2 separate regions of the Homo sapiens genome follow, and region 2 is linked to region 1. The links are chromatin contacts, found by POLR2A ChIA-PET in ENCODE. All regions are on one chromosome and are shown on one strand. Each heading gives the region's core, a stretch centred on a gene start or an enhancer-like site at or near the end of the contact. The rest is flanking DNA. Distances are from core to core; before and after follow the strand shown.

The links. ChIA-PET counts read pairs that join two places held with the same protein, here RNA polymerase II (POLR2A).
Region 2: POLR2A ChIA-PET joins it to region 1 with 16 read pairs in GM12878. The contact joins two enhancer-like sites. POLR2A ChIA-PET finds 5 or more read pairs at or near these places in 2 of 52 experiments (GM12878 and activated CD4-positive, alpha-beta T cell).

What each region holds. Positions count from the first base shown.
Region 1 is chr1:149,992,945-149,998,857 of GRCh38, forward strand. All of the region lies in intron 1 of OTUD7B (OTU deubiquitinase 7B), which reads right to left. Among named protein-coding and RNA genes, the nearest start is that of OTUD7B, 15 kb to the right of the region's middle. Within about 2 kb of position 3,092, at least 6 of the 41 ENCODE cell types and tissues checked have a DNase peak (open chromatin) inside an H3K27ac peak, as active enhancers do.
Region 2 is chr1:150,408,044-150,413,956 of GRCh38, forward strand. The region is part of intron 1 of RPRD2 (regulation of nuclear pre-mRNA domain containing 2); the gene reads left to right. Among named protein-coding and RNA genes, the nearest start is that of RPRD2, 47 kb to the left of the region's middle. RefSeq lists a silencer at 3,317-3,540. Within about 2 kb of position 2,893, at least 3 of the 41 ENCODE cell types and tissues checked have a DNase peak (open chromatin) inside an H3K27ac peak, as active enhancers do.

The DNA.
Region 1 (5,913 bases), core at 1,842-4,341:
GTTCAAGACCAGTCTGGCCAACATGGGGAAACCCCATCTCTACTAAAAATACAAAAATTGGCCAGGCATGGTGGCACGTGCCTATAATTCCAGCTACAAGGGAGGCTGAGGCAGGAGCATCGCTTGAACTAGGGAGGTGGAGGCTGCAATGAGCTGAGATCGCACCACTGTACTCCAGCCTGGGCAACAGAGACTGTCTCAAAAAAAAGAAAGTATACAGCCTGAAAGCATCAAAGCAATAACTTCCCTCACATTCACATTTATTCAAGTTTATTTGTAGGGAGGCAATATTTCCTCTTCCCCTGAGGAAGGCCCACCATCAGTACAGTAGTGCCCAGGTCACTGCAATTCTCTCCTGATGAAAACCTTAACATCCTGACTCAATCATTCAAAAAGCATTCTTAATGCCAGGCAGGCTGCTAAGTGAAGGGGATGCATCAGCCAATAAGTCGTTATCTCTGCTTTCTAAAAGTTCATCTAATGGACTGGTTCCAGAGAAAACCCCAAGATAGATATCAGCCAACTTTCTTAACAAAAGGTTTATTAAGTGCCAGACCAGAGACAGAAAAAGATGAAGAGGAAATTTTAAAAGGTGAGAGGCTTTTTCAATTTACTAAACAAATTTATTAAACAATTTACTCCTTTGGATTATTAAAGTCATGTGTTCCTCTCCAAGAATGTCAATCATCAGAAATTGACTGTAAAGGTTTTTTTATGATAATATCTAACCAAATATTTTGGTCAAAGGCACTGTTTCCTTAATCTTACTAATCTGGGAAAACAAGCAGATACTGATCTACATCGATACATTTTAAAATATCTATTATATAATATCTGTATTATAGGAATGTGGTTGATCTTACCAAAACTGGGATGAGTTGCTTCCTGTGCAGACAGATGCTTCCAATAGAATGTACTCTAAGCCTCTAGGGTCAAACATGTAAATCCTGTTTAAACTTTCTTGCCCCATACTGAGTGGGTACAAGTAGTATGGGCAATGCTTCACAATGACCACAATTACATAGGCCAAGTTTTCAGTGAAGGTTTCTGTTTTTCCTTCTCCTTTCCACAAAAACTACAAAAGGTATCAATTAGTACACAAGCCATCTGGTAAACATCCATTGTGTTCTGAGCCTTCTTGAAATTAATCCAAGAAACCAACCCTTCTAAGAGTGAGTCCTATCCCATTATTATTTTTAACACTATTATTGGTAGTGGTGGTGGTGATAACAAGTGCTAACTTTGCAGTTCATAAAATACTTTCAAATGTATTATTACCTCATTCACTGAAAAAAATGAAGAGGGGATAAAAGGAAATATCATAGGCAATTATCTCAAACATCAAAAACAAAACCCAGCCGGGCGCAGTGGCTCACGCCTATAATCCCAGCACTTTGGGAGGCTGAGGTGGGCGGATCACGAGGTCAAGAGATCGAGACCATCCTGGCCAACATGTTGAAACCCCGTCTCTACTAAAAATACAAAAATTAGGTAGGTGTGGTGGCATGCGCCTGTAAACCCAGCTACTTGGGAGGCTGAGGCAGGAGAATCGCTTGAACCTGGGAGGCGGAGGTCAGGTTGCAGTGAGCTGAGATCACACCACTGCACTCCAGCCTGGTGACAGAGCAAGACTCCATCTCAAAAAAAAAAAAAAAAAAAAAACCCAATTTTTTGTTTTTTTAAGAGACAAGAGTCTTGCTCTATTAACCAGGCTGGAGCGCAGTGGCACGATCATAGCTCACTGTAACCTCAAACTCCTGGGCTCAGGCAGTCCTCTTGCCTTAGCCTCCTGAGTAGCTAGGACTACCGGCGAATGCCACCATGCCTGGCTAATCAAACCCAATTTAACTGGAATTGAAGAGCAAGCATTTTCAATTCAAGAAGTTATTTCTATCAAAAAAGCATTGGACTGACTCTAGCAATGCAAACATCACAGAAAAAATTTCCCTGTAAATTATCCCCTTAAATGCTAGGTCTAATTGATTCAGTGTATAAATGTTAAGATTACAGTCTCAGCAAGAATTTGACACTATAAATCTTTGTTTACCTCAATCTTTTTCCCAAATGCTTTACCCACAGTTAAATACTTAATAAATATTCTTCTACAGAAGGAATACTAACAATAAAGAAGCTGCTCTAGAAAGACAAACTGACAACATTTAGCATTCAAGGACCTTTTGAAGATTTAACGTTTATTGTGCACCTAATCCAAGTACCATGCATTACTTGTGGGTTAGATACATCCACATAAATCATCTCGCTAACCTCATCAACTATGCCCAGATACTCCTGGATCCCCAATACTAAATTGATTAGCTTTCCAATACCAGACAGTTCTAATACTGGCAACCTTGGCCGGGCGCAGTGGCTCATGCCTGTAATCCCAGCACTTTGGAAGGCTGAGCAGGTGGATCACTTGAGGTCAGGAGTTAGAGACTAGCCTGGCCAACATGGGGAAACCCTGTCTCTACTAAAAATACAAAAATTAGCCAGGCATGGTAGTGCGTGCCTGTAATCCCAACTACTAGGAAGGCTGAGCCAGGGGAATCGCTTGAACCTGGGAGGCAGGGGTTGCAGTGAGCCAAGATCGTGCCACTGCACTCCAGCCTGGGTGACAAAGCAAACCTCCACCTCAAAAAAACAAAACAAAACAAAAAAAAACACTGGCAACCTTGATCCCACCTAATTAATCCTTAGAACTTAACTGGAACTCAATTCCTACTGGAACTCAGCTACTCGCTCTAAGTCTTCAGCATTTTTTTTATGCTTTCTACGAGATAATGCTCAAAATAAATCCTTGCACCTGTTCTGAAGATGCTAACTCCAGAGTAAAGACCACACATCCCAGGTATGGCACACGGTAATAGTGGCCGTAATCTAAAACAAGTCCTCTCTTAGATAGCACAAGCTAAAGAATAAACCTAGAATGCTAACAAAACTGAATTTCAGCTGGGCAAAAGACATTGGATCTTGGTATTGTTTCCAACCTCAAAACTCTTTTCTAGTCCTCTGAATACAGAAAGCTTTTTCTATTTGAATGAATTGAGCAGGCAAGTTTGACTCAAGAGTCCCTACCTGCATACTCATCAGAGAGAACTGAGGGAAAACAAAAAAAATTCCAACTCGCATGACCACATTACAATGTTAACAACACATTACTCACCATTGTGCTACAAGAAAGAACCTGCAAGCAGGCACGAACTTTCAGGAAGCCAAAAAGAAACAAGCAAACAACATTCTCCTAGTTCTCAAAGCACAAACTCATTCAAATGCCAAAGCAGGTCACACTGTCCAGTTTATACCCAGGTACAAGTGAGTGGAGAGGGAGAAGGGAGAGGCAAGGGGAAGAGAGGAAAAGCATTATTGTGCAAGTATGCTTTTCAGCACCAAGACACATTTCTTTCTTGGATTCATCAAGACCATTTTTAACAACAACAACAAAAAAAACTGGGGTTCCACCTATTTTTATGCCTTTATATATTCACAGAGAACATCCAATATATGTAAACAGTGGCATAATGTAACAATGGTTGCAGACATTCCTTTTGGAATCCGTTAGAGCTATATCTAAATCCTACCTGTTACTTTCTTGATTTGTGACCTTGGGTAAATTATTTAACGTCTCTATTGCTTAGCAGATACTTCATCTGACATTCACTATAGCATCCTCAGGACCTTAAACAGTGCCTAAATCACACTAATACATACTTTGAATGAATTAATCTGTAAGGTTGCATAACAGTATCTATTTTATGGCATTGCTATGAGTATAAATGAGGTGTTATATAAAATGTTTAGTATAACTCAGGCTAGGATCTTGCTACTAAAGAGTAAAGTTTTCTTCCCTTTATTCTCCAGCCAGGTCAGAAGTTATGACAGACGAGCTGTGGCCACGAATAAGATAGGATAAGCATGGAAGAAGCCAAGCATTAGAAGATGTTTATTACTATCATCATGGGCCATACCTAGGATGACTGGTGCTTATTCTGGAGTTAGAAGCTTAATAACAGGCACAAGGATTTCTTGTGAGCATTACCTAGCAGAAAACATTTAAAAATGCTTAAAACTGTGACAGCAAGGAGCTGAGTTCCAGGAAGCAGCTGAGTTCCTAGTCAAAAAATCCGAGAATATTTAGTCTTGGCAGACGAAATTAAATAACAGTGCCAGTCCCTTACGGTAGGTGCATAACAAGTGTTAGCTGATTCAGAAAATTGTATTTTCAATCCTCAAGTATCTGTTATCACATAGATAAAAGTCTGGCAAAAGAAGAAAACAAGAAAAGGGGTAGGAACGAGTCACATCTTAAATATGCCTGACTATGTATTTTAAAAGCAAATACAAAAGATCTAAGGCTATTCAACGCTGTAAAAAATCTCCTATTAGCAAAAATACTCAATTGATTTATAGTATTTACTCTCCCTTTCAGGTAATAAGATCTATGTCAGTAAATTGTTTTTAACTGCTGACAGGGTAAATAAGTCTCAAAGATTTGGGTCTAAAGCTCTCTTCCTTTTACTAAAAAAAAGACTAATGGGCCTTTGAGGCTACTTCACCCACAGCTTTCAACTCAAGCAAGCCTACCTTCTTGCAGGGAGAGTGGGGGGACACTAATTGTATCTTCAAATTGGGAGTCAGAGAGACTATGCACTTAAATCCAAAATCTAAAGAAATCTTTCCCCTTGAATATGACGAATTGAATCTCAGAAGATAGCTCTAAGAAACCCAGGCCACTATTGCATTAAGAGCCTGATAGACTAAGTACACACATTTTGTGTCTAAATATAAGGAAAACCCATACGGAACTGAAACAGCTTGTGGTTAAACCTCACCATAATGTGGTCTTCAACTTCCCATTTTGTTTTCCAGGCATTGTTCTGTTTTTAACCACTTGACCCATCTCTTCTCAAGCAATGTGATCTAGTAGAAAGAGCACTAAACAACAATCAAAAGAACGGACGATACACACCAAGTCCTACTACTTACTAGGCATGCAAACATAAACCAGTTACTTAAACCCTGAATTCAGTATCCACTGAGAATGCTGAGCCAGACTCAGTACCTTTCAAAGCTGTCTACCAAGGTACCCCACTTCGGAGAGGCATCAGAAACCCACCAAACCCAGCTCTCCTTATTGCTATTACCCAGACTGAAAATGTGTGATCATTCTTACCTAACCTTTTTCACGATAATCAGTTACCAAATTCCCCTTATCTCTCTTCAAATTACTCAAATCTCTCCCCCTTTCTGCATTACCATTACCCTTGTAGACAGTCTTTTTCCTGGACTATTATAACAGTCCTCTAACTGGTATCCTTTCCTCTATTTTATACCACAAGGCTGAATCAGTTTTCCTAAAATACTAATTCATACAATACAATTCCCTACTCAGAGATTTTTCAGTATAAGTATAAAAACCAAATTCCTTTGGCTGAGATTTAAGTCTCACTCCAATTTATCTAACTCTCTAACTTTACTAACTTTACTGATCTTATTGCCCTCCTAGGTAAAACACTGTGCTACAAACTACTTTTCCTGCCCCCAAAACAAGGTGAGCTCAGCTCACTGGTTCTCCACCTTGAATGTTTCCCCGCTATATTTCTCTCTTCTCTAAGGTCTAGATTACCATAAAGGTAAAACTTTTCCCTATCTATTCCCTTTAAACTTCTATATAGCTATGTAACTGTACTCCTCACTTGGTACTTAGTACCTTGGACTTGTATTACTATTTATCTATTTATGCAAATATTCAGTGTTCACAAATAATTAGTGAGTTCTTAATGACTTTGACTGTTTCTATAATATACTGGAAGCCTAACTTTTCAGAGAACAGATATCCAATAAACTGTTGACAGTAACTACTACCTTAGACAAGTCATTTAAATTTTCTGGGTCTCATTTTCCTCACCTAGAAAA
Region 2 (5,913 bases), core at 1,643-4,142, 410 kb after region 1:
GATTATGGGTGTGAGCCACCACACCTGGCCTATGCTTTTATTTTTTATATAAAGGTATTATAATTGTAACATAGAAAGTTTAGAAAATAACATTTATTTTAAAATATTCATATGATTTTTTTTTTTTTTTTTTTTTTTGGAGACAGAGTCTCACTCTGTCGTCCAGGCTGGAGTGCAATGGCGCAATCTTGGTTCACTGCAACCCCTGCCTCCCAGGTTCAAGCGATTCTCCTGCCTCAGCCTCCCGAGTATCTGGGATTGCAGGTACCCGCCACCACGGCCAGCTAATTTTTGTATTTTTAGTTTCACCATGTTGGTCATGCTGGGCTCAAACTCCTGACCTCAGGTGATCTATCCGCCTCGGCCTCCCAAAGTGCTGGGATTATAGGCATGAGCCACCGCGCCTGGCCCGCCTATACATTTAAATAGTGTATTTACATAATTTACATAATGGTATATGTACATTTTTCTTTCCTGTGTTTTCACGAACTCTCATGCAAGCATCTTCATGTTATTTACAGACATGTACTTATCATCCATATAATATGGATGTACCTTTACATATACATTTAAATAGTGTTTTACATAATGGTATATGTACATTTTTCTTTCCTGTGTTTTCACTAACTCTCATGCAAGCATCTTCATGTTATTTATAGACATGTACTTATTATCCACGTAATATGGATGCACCTTTACCTAACTATTCCCCTGTTACTATTCTTTAGGTTGCTTCTAGTTTTTCTACAACTATAAATAACATTTTTGTCCATGTGGCTTTTTCTTCTTTTTGTTTTTCCTTTCTACAGCCTGTTTTGCAAATGAAGACAGACCTAAGCTAATGAAAATGAATCTTTTTCAGGGGTTACATCTCAGATCTTTGGACTCTCGTGCTGATGCCCTTTCCATTATACCATAATGCTTGTTTTCTGTAAAGACTACATGGATTGAAAACACTGTATCAGCTGTCTTAGCCCATTGTTGGAACAAGGCAAGGTAGACATAAAATGTAAATAATTCAAGTTAAAAATTATCTAACCCGTCTCCTACCAAGTTAACAGTTTTATTTTGTAGGTACTTAGACTTAAATCAGTAACCTTCCAGTTTCCTATTGTTAATTCCTTTCCCCTTCTGCATAATAATTAAAGCTGAATGCTTAGCTTGTAGATTGTTGAGGAATTGATGTTGTGAGAACACTGACTATATCTAGATTAACTTCTGCAACAGCCCCTAGAATACCTCATTGTACCTAGCCCCTACCTAATGCTGTGCATTTACAGAGAAGTCTTAGGGGATTGTTAGCCAAACTGAATAGAGGACTACTCTATTTTTCCCCTTTTCTTGTCTTCCTTCTCTTTTTTTTTCCTAATTTATTTATTCAAGAAGTAGTTACTGAACGCCAACTAAGTGTTAAGCACTATTCTAGGTGCTGAGAATTCAGCAGTAAATAAAACTGACAAAAATCCTTTCCCTTATGAGCCTATATTCTCGTGGGGGAGATAGGCAAAAAATAAATTGTATAGTATATTGGAAAATTATGTGTTATTTGGGAGAATAAAGCAAAGAAGGGTGGTAAGAGTGTTGTTGGCTTGATGTTGCAATTCTTTTTTTTTTTTTTTTTTTGAGTCGGAGTCTTGCTCTTTCACCCAGGCTGAAGTGCAGTGGCGCAATCTTGGCTCACTGTAACCTCCGCCTCTGGGTTCAAGCGATTCAGCCTCAGCCTCCTCAGCAGCTGGGATTACAGACGCATGCCACCACACCCGGCTAATTTTTGTATTTTTAGTAGAGAGGGGGTTTCACCATGTTGGTCAAGCTGGTCTTGAACTCCTGACCTCAGGTGATCCACCCATCTTGGCCTCCCAAAGTGCTGGGATTATAGGCGTGAGCTACCGCACCTGGCCTGATGTTGCAGTTTTAAGTAAGGTAGTCAGGAACATATTCACTGAGAAAGGAACATTTGAGCAAGATTTAAAGGTGGTGATTGAACGAGCCATGAGAAAAACGGGGGAAGAAAGTTCCAGAACAGTGAGCTTAACAGACCGTGAAGCAAGGACTCACCCAGGTGTGTTGGAGGCCTTGTAAAGACAGCAAGGTGGCCTCTGTGGCTACAATGGAATCAGTGGTGATGAAGAAATTAGGTCAGGAAGATAACACAGTGCCAGATTGTTTAGGATTTCTAGGCCATTGTAAGGACTTTGAACTTTACTCTTGTTAAAGAGGGGACCATTATGGGAGGGATTTAAGAAGTAGAATAATATGATCAATTTATATTTTTAAAGGATCACCCTCTCTTCTGAGTTGAGATTAGACTGAAGCCAGGCAAAGGTAGAAGCAGGGAGACTAGGTAGGAGGCTACTGCAATAATTCAAGCAAAAGATGATAGTGACTTAGACCACAGGCAGTGATGGAGGTAGTAAGTAGTGGTTGGAGTCTGTATATGTTTTTTAAACTTGTTATTTTTGAATAATTTCAGATGTTAAAAAAGTTTCAAGAGTATTACAGAAACCTTCTGTGTACTTTCCACTCAGATTCCCATTATTAACATTTTAACATATTTGCTTTATCTCTCTTACTGCTCTCTCTACAGGCACACACACACTTTTTTTTTCTGAACTGTTTGAGCATATGTTGCAGACATGCTGCCCTATTTAGTACTTTGGTGTTCATTTCTTAAAAACAAGGATATTCCTTAAACAGTTGCATTAGTCAGCTTGGCTGCCATAACAAAATACCACAGACTGGGTGGCTTAAACAAAGAAATCGATTTTCTCACAGTTCTAGAGGTTGCAGAGTTCAAGATCAAGGTCCAGTTTGGTCTCTGGTGAGGGCTCAGGGCTCCTTCCTGGCTTTAGTCTGTCACACAGACTAGAGTACAGTGGGGCGATTGTGGCTCATTGCACCCTCAGCCTCGCAGGCTCAAGTGATCCTCCCACGTCAGCCTCTGAGTAACAGGACTACAGTTATGCAATTACGCCTGGCTAACTTAAAATTTTTTTTTGGAGAGATAGCGTCTTATTGTGTTGCTCAGGCTGGTACCAACCTCATAGAATTGTGGTGAGGATGTAAGTTAATATCTGTATCCTCTTTAAACAGTCCCTGGCATATAGAAAGTATTAAATAAGTTAAAAATTATAGGCGGGGCGCAGTGGCTCATGCCTGTAATCCCAGCACTTTGGGAGGTCCAAGGCGGGTGGATCACCTGAGGTCAGGAGTTTTAGACCAGCCTGACCAACATGATGAAACCCCGTTTCTACTAAAAATACAAAAATTAGCCAGGCGTGCTGATGCGCACCCGTAGTCCCAGTTACTCAGGAAGCTGAAGCAAGAGAATTGCTTGAACCTGGGAGGCGGAGGTTGCAGTGAGCCGAGATCGCGCCACTGCACTCTAGCCTGGACAACAGAGCTAGACTGTCTCAAAAAAAAAAACAAAAAAAAAACGAAACAAACAAAAGAAGAAGGCAGTACACTAGGCGCGGTGGCTCACGCCTGTAATCCCAGCACTTTGGGAGGCCCAAGGCAGGTGGATCACCTGAGGTCAGGAGTTTTAGACCAGCCTGACCAACATGATGAAACCCCGTCTCTACTGAAAATACAAAAATTAGCCAGGCGTGGTGATGCGCACCCATAGTCCCAGTTACTCAGGAAGCTGAAGCAAGAGAATTGCTTGAACCTGGGAGGCGGAGGTTGCAGTGAGCCAAGATCGCGCCACTGCACTCTAGCCTGGACGACAGAGCTAGACTGTCTCAAAAAAAAAAAAAAAAAAAAAAAAAAAACGAAACAAACAAAAGAAGAAGGCAGTAGGCTAGGCGCGGTGGCTCACGCCTGTAATCCCAGCACTTTGGGAGGCTAAGGTGGGTGGATTGCTTGAGGTCAGGAGTTCGAGACCAGCGTGGCCAACGTGGTAAACCCTGTCTACTAAAAATACAAAAATTAGCCGGGCATGGTGGCAAGCGCCTGTAATCCCAGCTGCTGGAGAGGCTGAGGCACAAGAATCACTTGAACCTGTGAGGCGAAGGTTGCAGTGAGCCGAAATCACACCACCGCACTCTGGCCTGGGCGATAGAGTGAGACTAAGTCTCCAAAAAAAAGAATAAGGCAGTAAACAAGAGAAATTCCAGTCTTCTGGATGCTTATAATCCAGTGAGGATACAGACAAGTACACTACAATGTGATAAATGCTATAGTAGGTAAAAGTATAGGGTGCTTAAAGACCACTGCCTTTAAGCATTTTCCCAGATTACCTCAACCACTTTTTTTCATTCCTCCAGAATTTCCAAAGTGCTCTGACTAGAGTGGAGAGTTTGCATTGAGGAGAAATAGTAATAAAATAGTTTGGGGTGGTTTGCGGGAAGAAGTAGAGATTTAACATGGGGGTGGTCAGAAACTGACATGAGTTAAATTTAAAATTTTGGACGTTTTCCTATGGATGAGTAGAAAACCACTGAAAACGGTTTAGGATGAGTTATCCTAGAAAAGGAAAATTCTGACTAAAAGAGAAAACACAAGGTAGCAGGGTTTTTGGCAATTGTGAGTAATTCATTAAAGATGGAACTTTGAATTTGAGGGTGAAGAAATGAGACTGGAAGAGAAGGCAGGATGCAGATTATAAAGGAAGCTAAAGTGTTTCAGCTTTTTCCATTGAGCAGTGCGAAATCATTGACAGATTTGATATGATAAATAATTGGACAATTTTGCATATTTGAAAATGAATTTGGCTCCCACTTCCCTACCTTGCTCCCCTGTTAAAATAGAAACGGGGATTGATTTATGTCCCATTCCTGAATGCATGTAAAATTTATACAAAAATACTTTCTATGAAAATGATTTGTAATCTGTAGACTTAATACCTGGGAGATGTCTTGAGATATAAAATCGCATCCTTTGGGCTGTGGGTTTTTTGTTTTCTCCAAATAAATCTGATCTTTTCTTAAAAAAAAAGGAAGGAAGGAAGATAAAAAAAAGAAAAGAAAAATAAATTTGGCAACAATATAGGGAGGAAATTTAAGGGGAGCAAGTCTAGGGGCAGATGACTAGGAACCTGTTGCAGGGGTGGTTCAGGTCAACGGTGATGAAACCCAGAAAACAGCAATAGTAGGAAGGGAAAGACAAGAGGGGATAAAGTTGAGAAATATTATTGGGGACAAAATTGGCTAGAGTTTGGAGATTTATTAATAGGTGTAGGGGGATAAGGAGGAGAAGGAGTCAGAATTGCTAAAATTCTGACTAAAGAGTAGTAACAGATAGAAAAAGAGGAAGATGATTAATAAAATAATAAGGCCAGGCGCTGTGGCTCACGCCTGTAATTCCAGCACTTTGGGAGGCCGAGGCAGGCGGATCACCTGAGGTCGGGAGTTTGAGACCAGGCTGGCCAACATGAAGAAACCCCATCTCTACTAAAAATACAAAAAAATTAGCTGGGTGCGGTGGCGCATGCCTGTAATCCCAGCTACTCAGGAGGCTGAGGCAGGAGAATCGCTTGAACCTGGGAGGCAGAGGTTGCGGTAAGCTGAGATCGTGCCATTGCACTCCAGCCTGGGCAACAAGAGTGAAACTCTGTCTCAATAAATAAATAAATTACAATAAAATAAAATATTAAAATCAGCCAGGTGCAGTGGCTCATGTTCGTAATCTCAGCACTTTGGGAGGCCAAGGCTGGTGGATTCCTTGAGGACAGGAGCTCAAGACCAGCCTGACCAACATAGAGAAACCCCGTCTCTACTTAAACTACAAAATTAGCCAGGCATGGTGACGCATGCCTGTAATCCCAGCTACTCGGGAGGCTGAGGCAGGAGAATCGCTTGAACCCAGGAGGCAGAGGTTGCGGTGAGCTGAGATCATGCCATTGCGCTCCAGCCTGGGCAACAAGAGCGAAACTCCATCTCAAAAAGAAAAAAAAAAAATTAGCCAGACATG